Regions from separate parts of the Mus musculus genome. Here region 1 is linked to region 2. Evidence: chromatin loops called from intact Hi-C (ENCODE). Cell type or tissue: left cerebral cortex. All regions are shown on one strand. Each heading gives the region's core, and the rest is flanking DNA. Links, peaks and the distances in the headings are about the cores only. Region 1 holds the start of Trim35 (tripartite motif-containing 35). Region 2 has its middle 77 kb from the start of Gm5464.

Region 1 (5,377 bases), core at 269-5,268, 490 kb before region 2:
CCCCCCCCTACTGCTTTGGGCCCAGGTTCAGACCCCACCTAGGGAGCTCAGGAGTTAAGCCATGGACATCCCTTCCCATCTATACCAGGAGTCTGAGATAGCGGGAATTGCTTAAGGATGGCGGCCCGTGGCTTCACTTCCTATTTGACAACGGAAACCCGACACTGCAGTGGGACGACAGATCCTTCCGCCTTGGAGCTAACGGAGATCGCGGACCACACCTCCTCTGGGAGACCCCGCGCAAGACGGAAGTGGGAGGGTCCACGCCCTCAAAGCCCATCCGTGATTGGTTGGAGCCGCCTTAAGCTCCCAGATCTTCAGCAGGGACAACGCCCGCAGGCTAGGCATGAAGGCGGCGACACCGGTGGTGGTGACGGCGGCTGCTCCTGCGATGGAGCCGGGCCCTTCTGTGTCCCCGGGGCCTTCGCGCTCCTTCAAAGAGGAGCTGCTGTGTGCCGTGTGCTACGACCCGTTCCGCGACGCAGTAACTCTGCGCTGTGGCCACAACTTCTGCCGCCGGTGCGTGAGCGGCTGCTGGGAGGTGCAGACGACGCCCTCGTGTCCGGTGTGCAAGGAACGAGCGGTGCCCGGGGAGCTGCGCACCAACCACACGCTCAACAACCTGGTGGAGACCTTGCTGCGCGAGGAGGCTGAGGGCGCGCGCTGGACCGGTCGCCGGTCCCCGCGCCCCTGCCGTGCGCACCGTGCCCCGCTCACGCTCTTCTGCCTGGAGGACAAGGAGCTGCTGTGCTGTGCTTGCCAGGCCGACGCCCGGCACCAAGAGCATCGTGTGCAGCCCATCAAGGACACTGCGCAAGACTTCCGGGTGAGCACCGCGCCAGCCCGCCCTGGGGACCCCCGGCCTGCCCCTCCCCCTCCTCCAGGCCTAGCAACCATCTTGCCCCCGGTCCAGGCCAATCTGAACAACGATGGGGAATAGTATGGTCTGCAGACATTTGGGCTTGGCGCGGTCATTTTAGAAATGGAAGAGGCCAGGACCTAGCAGAGTTCTAAGGCCTTGAGATTTCCCCTGCCCAGCAGTGCCTTGATCAACGGGTTACAGAGCCGTAAGAAAGGCCTGTGGCGCTTGCCTGCTGCCTTGCTCCTCTTACTCTTAGTATCCAAATATCTGGAGTTCCAGTGGTTATAATTAAACCAAGAGCAGCTGACACAGCAAAACTAGCATGGCGGGGAAGGGTGGGTGTCGGGGCTGTAGGAGATCACGCTAGGCAAGTACTTTACCTCGCAGCTGCACCCCAAGCCTACTTTTGATTTTGAGCCAAGCTCTTAAATTAGCCAGGATGGCCTTGAACTTTTCTTTGCTTGCCTCAGCCTTTCGAGTGGCTGAGATTGCAGGCTTGTGCCACCAGGCCCAGTGAAAAAGTCTTTGTTCTAAAACAGAAAAAAAAAAAAAAAAAAGGCAGACATTTTCGATAACAATTTGACCTAATCGCTTAGATATGCATGCTCCATTGCTTTCCAAAACATTCATACTGACATATTGACTGATTTTTCTTTTTTTAAAGGGTTTCTGAAATGTCCATTTTACTCTGGCAGTATCTTGTTACTTTTCTCGTTTAAAGTCATTGATGTACTGAAACAGCTAAATTTGTTTCATCAGCCACTAACACACGGGTCAGACCCACAGTTGGGAGGGCCCAGGGTTAGCCACTAGGAAGCCTGACATAGTGAAAAGGAGGTACTGTAAGAGCCCACTGGGCCTGATCTTCAGACGCCCTTTCTCCACTTGGTGAAATGTCTTTTTTTGAGAATCAGCAGTTGATGGCAGCTCCATACAGATTGGAAGCAGAGCAGATGGGTGCTGTCTACATCCACGTTCCTCCAGTTATCCATCATATTAGCTCAGCAGTGGTTCATAGTGCCTGTTCCCTCGTTCATTAGTGCTAGATCTCTTATTTGGCATAGCTGAAATAGACAGCCTAGAAGTTTAGGTCCTGGTTCGAATTCCCCTGGGCTAGCAAAGGTACTGATTAGCATGGGTGGTGTCCTCAGAATGGGGTAAAACATCAACCGAAGGCCTGTGATCCAGGGGACAGAGAGCGTGTGGGCCTGGAGACTGCCTTCTGTTCTTGCTGGCTGCCTCGTTTTGATTAGGAGGTCCGAGGGACACTGGAAGTGAGATAGGTGGTAATAATTCCCACTCTCTGGGAGCTTCTAGCAAAAATCTAAAGAACCTAGAGGCATTAACCAGGTGAAGGAGGTGAGGGGAGGTTTTTGCAAGAAGATGCTGCAGCATATAGAAGATTCTAGAAGAGAGGAAGCTTTGGACACCAGGTGAGGCCAGAAGGCTGAAGTCTTATTCTGCATCTTAGAATGGTGGTGCAAAGCCAGTGGGTGCTCAGTGTGAGTGAGCCTTGAAGAGCAGGGAGTGGGGCTGATCTGAAAGATCCCAGGAGTCCTCAGGCTGTGTGCTCAGCCAGATGCAGTGTGGCCTCTTCATGATGTATTCATGTGTGAAATAAACATCCTAAGAACCTCTTTGATTCTCACACCCTGTTCTAGATATTGCGGCTGCTTAAGTCCGCAAGACAGCCCCCCTGTTCTACTCAATTTCATCTTGACACAGCCTAGGGTCGTCTGAGGGGATTTCAGTTGAAGGATTGCCTCAAATGGATCAGCCAGTCAGAGAGATTGTCTAGATTGGTGATGGGTGTGGGAGGGCCCAGTACATTGGTCCTGCCTGGGTAGTGTAAGGCCAACGTGGGCTCTTCCATACCAATCAGAGGGGATGTCTTATAGACAGCATACCTCCATTATTTCCATAATTTCTACATTAGTTTTGCTTGATTTCCTGCCCTGATATCCCTCAGTGGTGGAGTATGACTAGGAAATATAAGCTGTAATAGACCCTTTCTTCCCAGAGTTGCTTTTTGGTTGTCATGGCAGCAGAAACCAAACAAGAACACTGTTTGCAGTAGTCGACATTTCAGAGGAGTTGGTGAGGCAGTCATTAGATAAGCTGGTTCAGTGTGGTTGGAGATGGGTATGGCTTGTTAAGGGAGCAGGCAGCATAGGAATGACCCACTGTCAGGTAAGAATGGTGAGATTGACTAAGCTTGGCCCTGCCGGGTACCCTCAGGAATCCCAGAGGTGGGTGCTTAGAAAGATCCCTTTGGCCTCCGTGTTGATAACCCAGCAGCAATAATCTCTGAGGATTTCTTACTCTGTGTTAGGTGCCCTGAAGTATTAACAAAATTTACTGTCCACAGAACCCCTGAAGCTGTATGAGGGTTAATCTTGACTGTGGCAGTAAAGTACAACTTCTTGAGTGCCTGCAAGTGTTCCAAGAATGGGACCCTGACCCTGTGAGTGAATCCTGGTTCATCACTTGATGGCCTCCTGAGGAGGTTAGGTAAGGTAGGAGACAGGGCCTAGCTTGAGGAAGGCAGTTTGTGGAACTGTTCTTGGAGGCTGTGTCCTAAAGCTCCTATCTCTGCTTCTTGGCCACCTCTGGTCCCCCCCCCCCCATACTCCCACCCCTGTGAGGGACAAAGCTGACACTTTCAGAGCAGCAAAATGAAGAATTCTTTTCTCTGGTTGTCCTGTTGGGTTTGTGGTTCACAGTCCTGCAAAAGTAATAAAGGTTGTGTGTGTTCGTTTTTCTATCACTACGGCGGGGCAGACACATTCATGGGACACTGAGGGGGATGGTGATGAGCTGGGACTTTGTCCTGATGCAGTGGGACCTGATGGAAGGAAGGGTGACAAGATTTTGGAACATGTCATAGCGGATCAATCCAGAGCTCAAGAAAAAAACCTGAATGCTCAGAGGGACCAGAGGAAGTCCTCGAGTACAGTGGTCACAGGTTTGCATAGACACACTTTGTGTGTGTGTGTGTGTGTGTGTGTGTGTGTGTGTGTGTGTTAATGGGGTTGTGGTGTGTGTATGTATGCAGGGGCTAGAGGTAGGCAAGGTCAGCCTTTCCTTGATCTCTCTCTCGTTAAATTTTGACACCGGGCCTCACACTAGATCTGAATCTCCATTTTGAGCTAGGTTTGGCCATTGAACTCCAGGGATCCAGAGCTGAGACTACAGGTATGTGGGTGCTCAGGACCAGAATTGAGGTTCTCCTACTTCACACACTTTACTGGCTGACTCGCCTCCCCAACCCCACGTTTCTTCTCAAAGGGAAAAGTATCCCAGCAGTATGGCTTAGATGTGCTATTGCTTATGTGTATACGGATAAAGTTCCTCATATAAGCAGTGACCAAAGGAAGTTGGCATACTGCGTCTCAGTAAAACTAGAATCAGTGCCATTCTAGCTGGGAGATTAGTTTGAGGTTGTTTGCATTGGTGAAATGAAATCTTTGTCCTTGGCAAAGAGTTGTGAGTTTTCTGTCAACCTTAATCCAAATTGAGGTTCACACTCTTGGAGAGAGCAGGGTGCTTCCCCGGTGCACTTCCGATTCCCTTCCCTGGAGTGGCCTCTAATGTACTTACTGGAGAGAACGAATGTGGTAACGAAGTGACCCACAGTGCGCGGATGAGTGCGGACGGGGGCATAGCGAGTGCTCAGTGGACGGAGGTCGCCATTGTAATTAACACTGGATTTGTTTCTGGAAAAGCCTATAACACATTTATGGAATGTAGAGAGGAAAGGATAAAAGTGGAGAGAAGTTAATAGGCCTTGGATGCAAAAGGTAATAAGAACCCAACTTAAAACTCAAAAGTGTTTCTTCCGAATTCCAGCTTAGCAGCAACAATTAAAAAATGTAAAAGCATTGAGGGGATGGAGAGTTGCTGAGGCGGTTAAGAGCACTGGCTGCCCTTACAGAGCACCTGAGTCTTGTTCCTGGCACCTACATGGAAGCTCACAACAGTCTGAAACTCCAGTACCAAGGAATCTAACATTCTCTTCTGGGCACTGGGCACAAGCCACAAACGCACTTCACAGACACATGTGGGAAAAACACACATAAAATAAAAATCTTCAAAAAACCAAGTGTTTGAGCACCTTCCTTAAATTGATATATATGTGTGTTCATTAAAACAAAAGTGATTTTATTTTTTAAAATTAAGCAGGATGCAAGATAGATGGCTAAATGGGTAAGTACTTACTGAGTGCTTGGCTCAAGTTCCAATTCTAACATAAAAAGTGAGATCACATGATTACCTCAACTTTAGCTCTGTTATGGGGCAGAATAAGGAGGTTCTTAGGAATTGCTGGGTAGGCCTAGCTCTAGATTTAATGAGATACTTTGTCTGGATTATGGTAGTCTAAGGCTCAGGGGACATTGAGGAAAAGCCAGACAATCAGTGAGTTGGCTGTGGGTCTGTCTCCTGGGATTGTCAAGAGTGAACCCCATGTCTCGCCAATGACTGCCTGAGCAAGGGCTCAACAGGGGCAGCGTGAGT
Region 2 (5,377 bases), core at 94-5,093:
ACTGAACTCCAGGTCTGACCAGCTGCAGTGGTAAAGTAACCACAGGTAAAAGAAGAAATCACACCAAGTCTGCACACGCTCTTTCAAAAAAATGGAAAGGAAAATCTGATAACAAGATATCCTATGAACTCAATACTACATTGACACAATCCAAAGACATCACTACTGAACTCTGCGATCTTCATAAATAGATGCAAAAAGTTTAGTGGATTGAACCAAATAATGTAAGAGAAGGCTACTATACCGTGACCAAGATTGGTTTATCCAGCAATGCAAAGTTGGTTTAGCATTTGAAAATCAAATCTGGAGAGTCGCTATGTTAACAACTTAAAAAAAAATCAACTCAATAGATAAAGAAAATGTGTTGGATAAAAGCCAAAGTCTATTACCAATTAAAAAAAAAATCTCAGCAATGAGTGGAGGGAAATCTTCATCTTTGTAAAGCCTGGTGCCCTCTACAAAAGATATAGTGAATCCACACTTGTAAGCATGTAGTCTACAAAAGATGTGAGGGGTTGGAGAGATGACTGGGCAGTTAAGAGCACTGACTGCTCTTCCAAAGGTCCTGAGTTCAAATCCCAGCAACTGCATGGTTATCAGTGCCCTTTTCTGGTGTGTCTGAAGACAGCTATAGTGTACTCATATAAATAAAGTAAAGTAAAAGATAAAAAAGGATACAATGAATCCACACTGTTATGTGTAGTCTACAAAAGCTATAATCAATCTACAGGCTGTAAAACATAGTCTACAAAAGATGCTGGGGATCCACAGAGCCTGGATGCTTTGCGCATAAGCTCAATCCACTTCTGAGCAATGTTCTAGGAAATGTAGTCCATGTGTTAAGGCTGAGACAGCACCAATGCCAAAGAAATAAGTAAAAATGCCTTCATTTGTAGACAACCTGATCATCTACATGCAATTCCAGGAAGGCTTGGGAAAAGGTAATGGAAGATTAGCAGGACTATAAGATCAGTATACAGAAATAATGTATAGAACTGGAGAAATGACTCAGCAGGTAAAGATGACCTGAATTCCACTCCCAGAACCTACATGGTGGAAGGAGAGGACCAGCTTTGAAGGTTGTCCTCTGAAATCCACACGTGCACACACACACACACACACACACACACACACACACCACAAATAAATAAGGGTGTTAAGGAGCTAGCTCAATGATTAAGAACATTTGCTTCAGCAGATCACTGTGAGTTCAAACCCAGTCTGGTCTACAGAGAAAATTTCAGGGCAGCACAGAAAAATCCTGTCTCGTAAGAAGCAAACAAACCAAAAAGAACATTTGATTCTTCTTCAGAGGACCTGGGTTTGGTTCCCAACCTCAAAATTGCAGCTCACAACCGCCTTACCTTCAGTGCAGGGGAACTGACTCCCTCTTCTGGCAGCCACAGGCATTACATGCAGGCAAAAAAAAAAAGATTCATATTTATAAAATAACTCTTCAAAACATAAAATGTAAAAAAAAAAAATTTTAATTAAATAGCACTATGTTGTAAACATTAATCCATAAGATTATGTATACAATGGAACTTATAATAACATTAAAATATGAGATATGGATAAATCTGAAAGGACATTTACTATTAGTGCATTAAAATGTACATGCTCCACTCTCTTAAGACAAAAAACCCTTACCTACCCTCATTTCAAAATCATACTGTTCAAAGAAATGAGACACAGTAATTTACTTAAAAAAAAAAAACAAAAAAAAACCAAAACAAACAAACTTCCTCAGCTAGGTGACCAAGAAAAAAAATTAAATACATTACGAGACAAAAGAGACGGCTCATTGGTTAATCATTTGCCACACAAGCGTGAAGACCCAGTGCAGCTCAAAAGAACCGGAAAAATACTGGGAGGGAAGAGGAGGAAGGAGAGGGGTGGGGAAAAAGAATAAGGAGGGAGAGGGGGAAGAGAGGAGACAGAGGAAGAGAAGGGGGATACTAAGGAGGAAGACTGAGAAAGGAGGAGAGGGAGGGGAGACTGGGAAGGGGAGGGGAAGGGGACGGGGGGGGGGAAGGAGGGGAGAGGAAGGTGGGAGAGAGGGAAGGAAGGAGGGGAGAGAGAATATGTGGCCACAGGACATCACCAGTTCTTAACCATTTTTGCCACTTAACAATTTTTTTAACCATATATTTTTGATCATGTTGTTCCCTTTCTTGGCTCCATCCCAATCCCCCCTTCCCACCTACATTTAAATTCTTAGTAGCATTGCATGCATCCTGTTAAGAGAACAAGTTGAGACTCTGAGCCAAACGGCTTGATGCATTCGATGACTTCTTAGCTGTACAACCCAGTTCTGGATCAAACAAGGTCCCTGAACGCCAGTTTTTTGTTTTGTTTTGTTGGTGGTGGTGGTTTGTTTTGTTTGTTTGTTTGTTTGTTTGATCCCACAGCTAGGAGCTGCTGGCCCCAGAGCAGCGGAAATCTCATGCGCGCTGGCTGTCTTCCTCTCAGGCTCGTGCAATGCCGCCATCTACAGGCAAATGGCACACACTGCACAGCCAAGGGCCATTCGTTCTGAATTCCCTAATCAACACCTCTCACTTCTGTCCACCAGGTCTCTGTGAAAGTGAAATTAAAGGCACCAGGCAAAGGGCTGTTGTTCTCCGGATGACCTTGAGGGCTAAGATGCTCATTCTGGAAACCCGGGAAGTGCCAGTATTTCTGTTTTTCGATAGCACACTGTTTTATAAGGTAAACCCCTGGACACTTAGCACCTGTTAGTGGAAGAAACTGTTAAGTGCTTTCGGGCAAGGAATAAAACGTGTTTCTGTCCTCAAGGATCTGATAGTCACATATAAAATAGAATGAGATCATGTGACTGCTAAACACCCACTAGACCTGGAGAGCAAAGGCTAATGATATCCCCTGGAAACTTCCTATGTCTGGCATGCGTCCTGGAACATTTTATAAGCCAACTCATCTGGACCTCACATGGCCGCCGCCCTTCAGAAGGCAAAGCTGAGAGCTTCCGTGAGCATCCTGCACCCTCAGCTCAGAGCTAGGCTAGCAGTGAGCAAGAACATAGACCGGTTTTTGCTACAAAGCATTGACTCCTCATCAGGTAACCAAATGCGGGGTGCAATCCAGTGTCTGACTCCTCTACTCTCGGGCTACCTGTATAGCTCTGCACATGGATATGTCAATCACTTAAGGACTGTCTGTCTAGCCTCACTTCACCCCCCTTCCAGTCTGAAAACAGGGGTCAGTTATTATCCTAAACGTTCAGTCACCTTGAACCTCTCAGGACAGACTGCTCCTTACAACTTCCCAGAGAACAACCATCAAGTAGAGCAAGCCTGCATCCTGAAATAAACATCTCCTAAGAGCCAGACTGATCCCCCTACGTGATGATAAATATCAGGACTCCTTTCAACCATTCTGAAGAACCTGAACTGGAACAGTGGCCAGGCAGACAATGCATGACGGTGACCATACACACCTCTTGCCCCTTCCCCCAATTCTTCTTCTAAGTTTAAACCTCAAGAACCTTCATGAGAGACTTGGGGCAACGCTGAACTTCTAGATGCGTTCCTCTTCCCACAGTGACCACAGCAATAGATCTCCTAACCTGGCTTCTTCCATTACACATCTCTTTCACTGGCATAGTATAGCGAGTGGCCCACTCTAGCCTCTTGGGTTTGCACATCCATGCACTGCCACAGAGCCCATGCCCATCCACACTGTCTCCGTTAGGGTTTCCATTGTTGTGATTGACACCAGGACCAAGGGAACTCTTATAAAGGACAGCGTTTAATTGGGGCTGGCTTACAGGTTCAGTCCAGTATCATCAAGGCAGGAACATGACAGCATCCAGGCAGGCATGGTGCAGGAGGAACTGAGAGTTCTACATCTTCATCTGAAGGCTGCTTGGGGAAGACTAGAAGCTAGAAGAAGTGTCTCAGAGCCCACCCCTACAGTGACACTTTCTCAAACAAGGCCACACTTACTCCAATAAGGCCATGACTCCTAATAATATCACTCAAACAATGACACACAGTGACTTTAGCAAAAAAAAAAAAAATGTCCAAGGCGGAACCCATGCATTTCAAACTTTGTCATTTACTGGGAACATAAGACTCGAGTTAGAGAAATGGCTCAGCAGTTACTAGTCTTCATTGCCTTTATAGAAAGCCTGGATTCAGCTGCCAGCACCCACATTGAGTGGCTTATAGCCACTTGTAATTTCAATGCTGACATCATCTTCTGACCTCTCTGGGCACCAGCACACATGGAGTGTTTATACATACATGCAGGCACTCACACATACACATAAAATAAAAATATTTTTTAAAAAGCTTTTGGAAGGCTTGACTCTTATTTAGGCTGTTTCCAAACCCATATTTAGAGATCACACTACCTGCCTTTCTTCGCCATGTTGACATTATTAGTACTCATGTAATCATTAGCTACAACTGATGGTAGCAGATACAGAGACCCAAAGCCAAACACTAGGCAAAGCCAAGGGAACTCCACAGAAGGGGAGGGAGGAAGGATTGTAGAAGCCAGAGGGGCCAAGGACACTAGGAGAACACAGTCCACAGAGTCAACTAAGCAGGACTCATAGAGGCTCACAGAGACTGAAGCCACAACCACAGAGCCTGCCTGGATCTGAGCTAGGCCCTCTACATGCATGTATAGTTCGGTGTCCTTGGAGGACTCCTAACAGTGTGAGCAGGGTGCCTCTGACTATTGCCTGGTCTTGGGACCCTTTTCTTTCTATTGGTTTATCTTGCCCAGTCTTGACATGAGGGTTTGTGTCTGGTCTTATTGTAACTTGTTACACCATGTTTGGTTGATATCCCTAGGAGGAGGCTTGCTCTTTCTTTTTTTAAAGAAACAGAGGAGGGGGGGTGGATCTGGGGGTGGGGAAAGTCAGGGGAGGCTGGGAGGAGAGGAGGGAGGGGAAATTTTGGTCGGGATGTAGTATATAGGAGAAAATGATCATTAGCCACTAAGACAAATGGAGGAATAGAGGACGGTATTGCAAGCAGATACTCTGGGGTTGAAATCCACAGAGATGTGTAACTGGCTCCAGGGTCTCAGAGCTCTCAGTCTACCACAAGGAATAACTCACCTCACTGGTCAGCAGGCGATAACACCCATATCTCACCCTTCATCTTTCTCTCAGGTGTGATTCCATCAGTTGAGACTTTTCTTGTTTTTCTCCTGAAGTCTCTAAACCAAGCCTCTCCCCTCTCCTCTAAATTCAAGGCATTGTCTTCATCCTGCCAAGCTCTTGAGCTAGCAAATGACATTGAACGTGACCTTTGCTCATCATTTAAGATGGATCTCTCTATTTGTTAAAGCAAAACACCTACAAAATAGGAAGAGGATACATATATCATCTCCTGGTTGG

The links. Peaks named below come from ENCODE experiments on the same cell type or tissue, not always from the same donor. Only the 100,000 strongest peaks of a DNase experiment are listed, where the experiment ranks them.
Region 1: a loop joins it to region 2, with 4 times the contacts of the local background. A loop is called at or near these places in 8 of 42 quality-filtered maps.

The regions. Positions count from the first base shown.
Region 1 is chr14:66,296,724-66,302,100 of GRCm38, forward strand. Trim35 (tripartite motif-containing 35) reads left to right here and starts at 302. Exons shown (of 6, transcript NM_029979.3): 1 at 302-826. The coding sequence starts at 347. It overlaps 1700001G11Rik (RIKEN cDNA 1700001G11 gene), which reads right to left and starts at 406. Exons shown (of 3, transcript NR_038077.1): 1 at 86-406. In left cerebral cortex, for the core only: a CTCF peak has its summit at 1,359; DNase peaks (open chromatin) are centred at 890, 1,145, 1,904 and 3,002; H3K4me3 peaks cover 3,043 bases; H3K27ac peaks cover 2,837 bases.
Region 2 is chr14:66,789,471-66,794,847 of GRCm38, forward strand. No RefSeq gene overlaps it. Among named protein-coding and RNA genes, the nearest start is that of Gm5464, 77 kb to the right of the region's middle. In left cerebral cortex, for the core only: CTCF peaks have their summits at 1,400 (motif pointing left) and 2,520 (motif pointing left); a DNase peak (open chromatin) is centred at 2,489; H3K4me3 peaks cover 208 bases.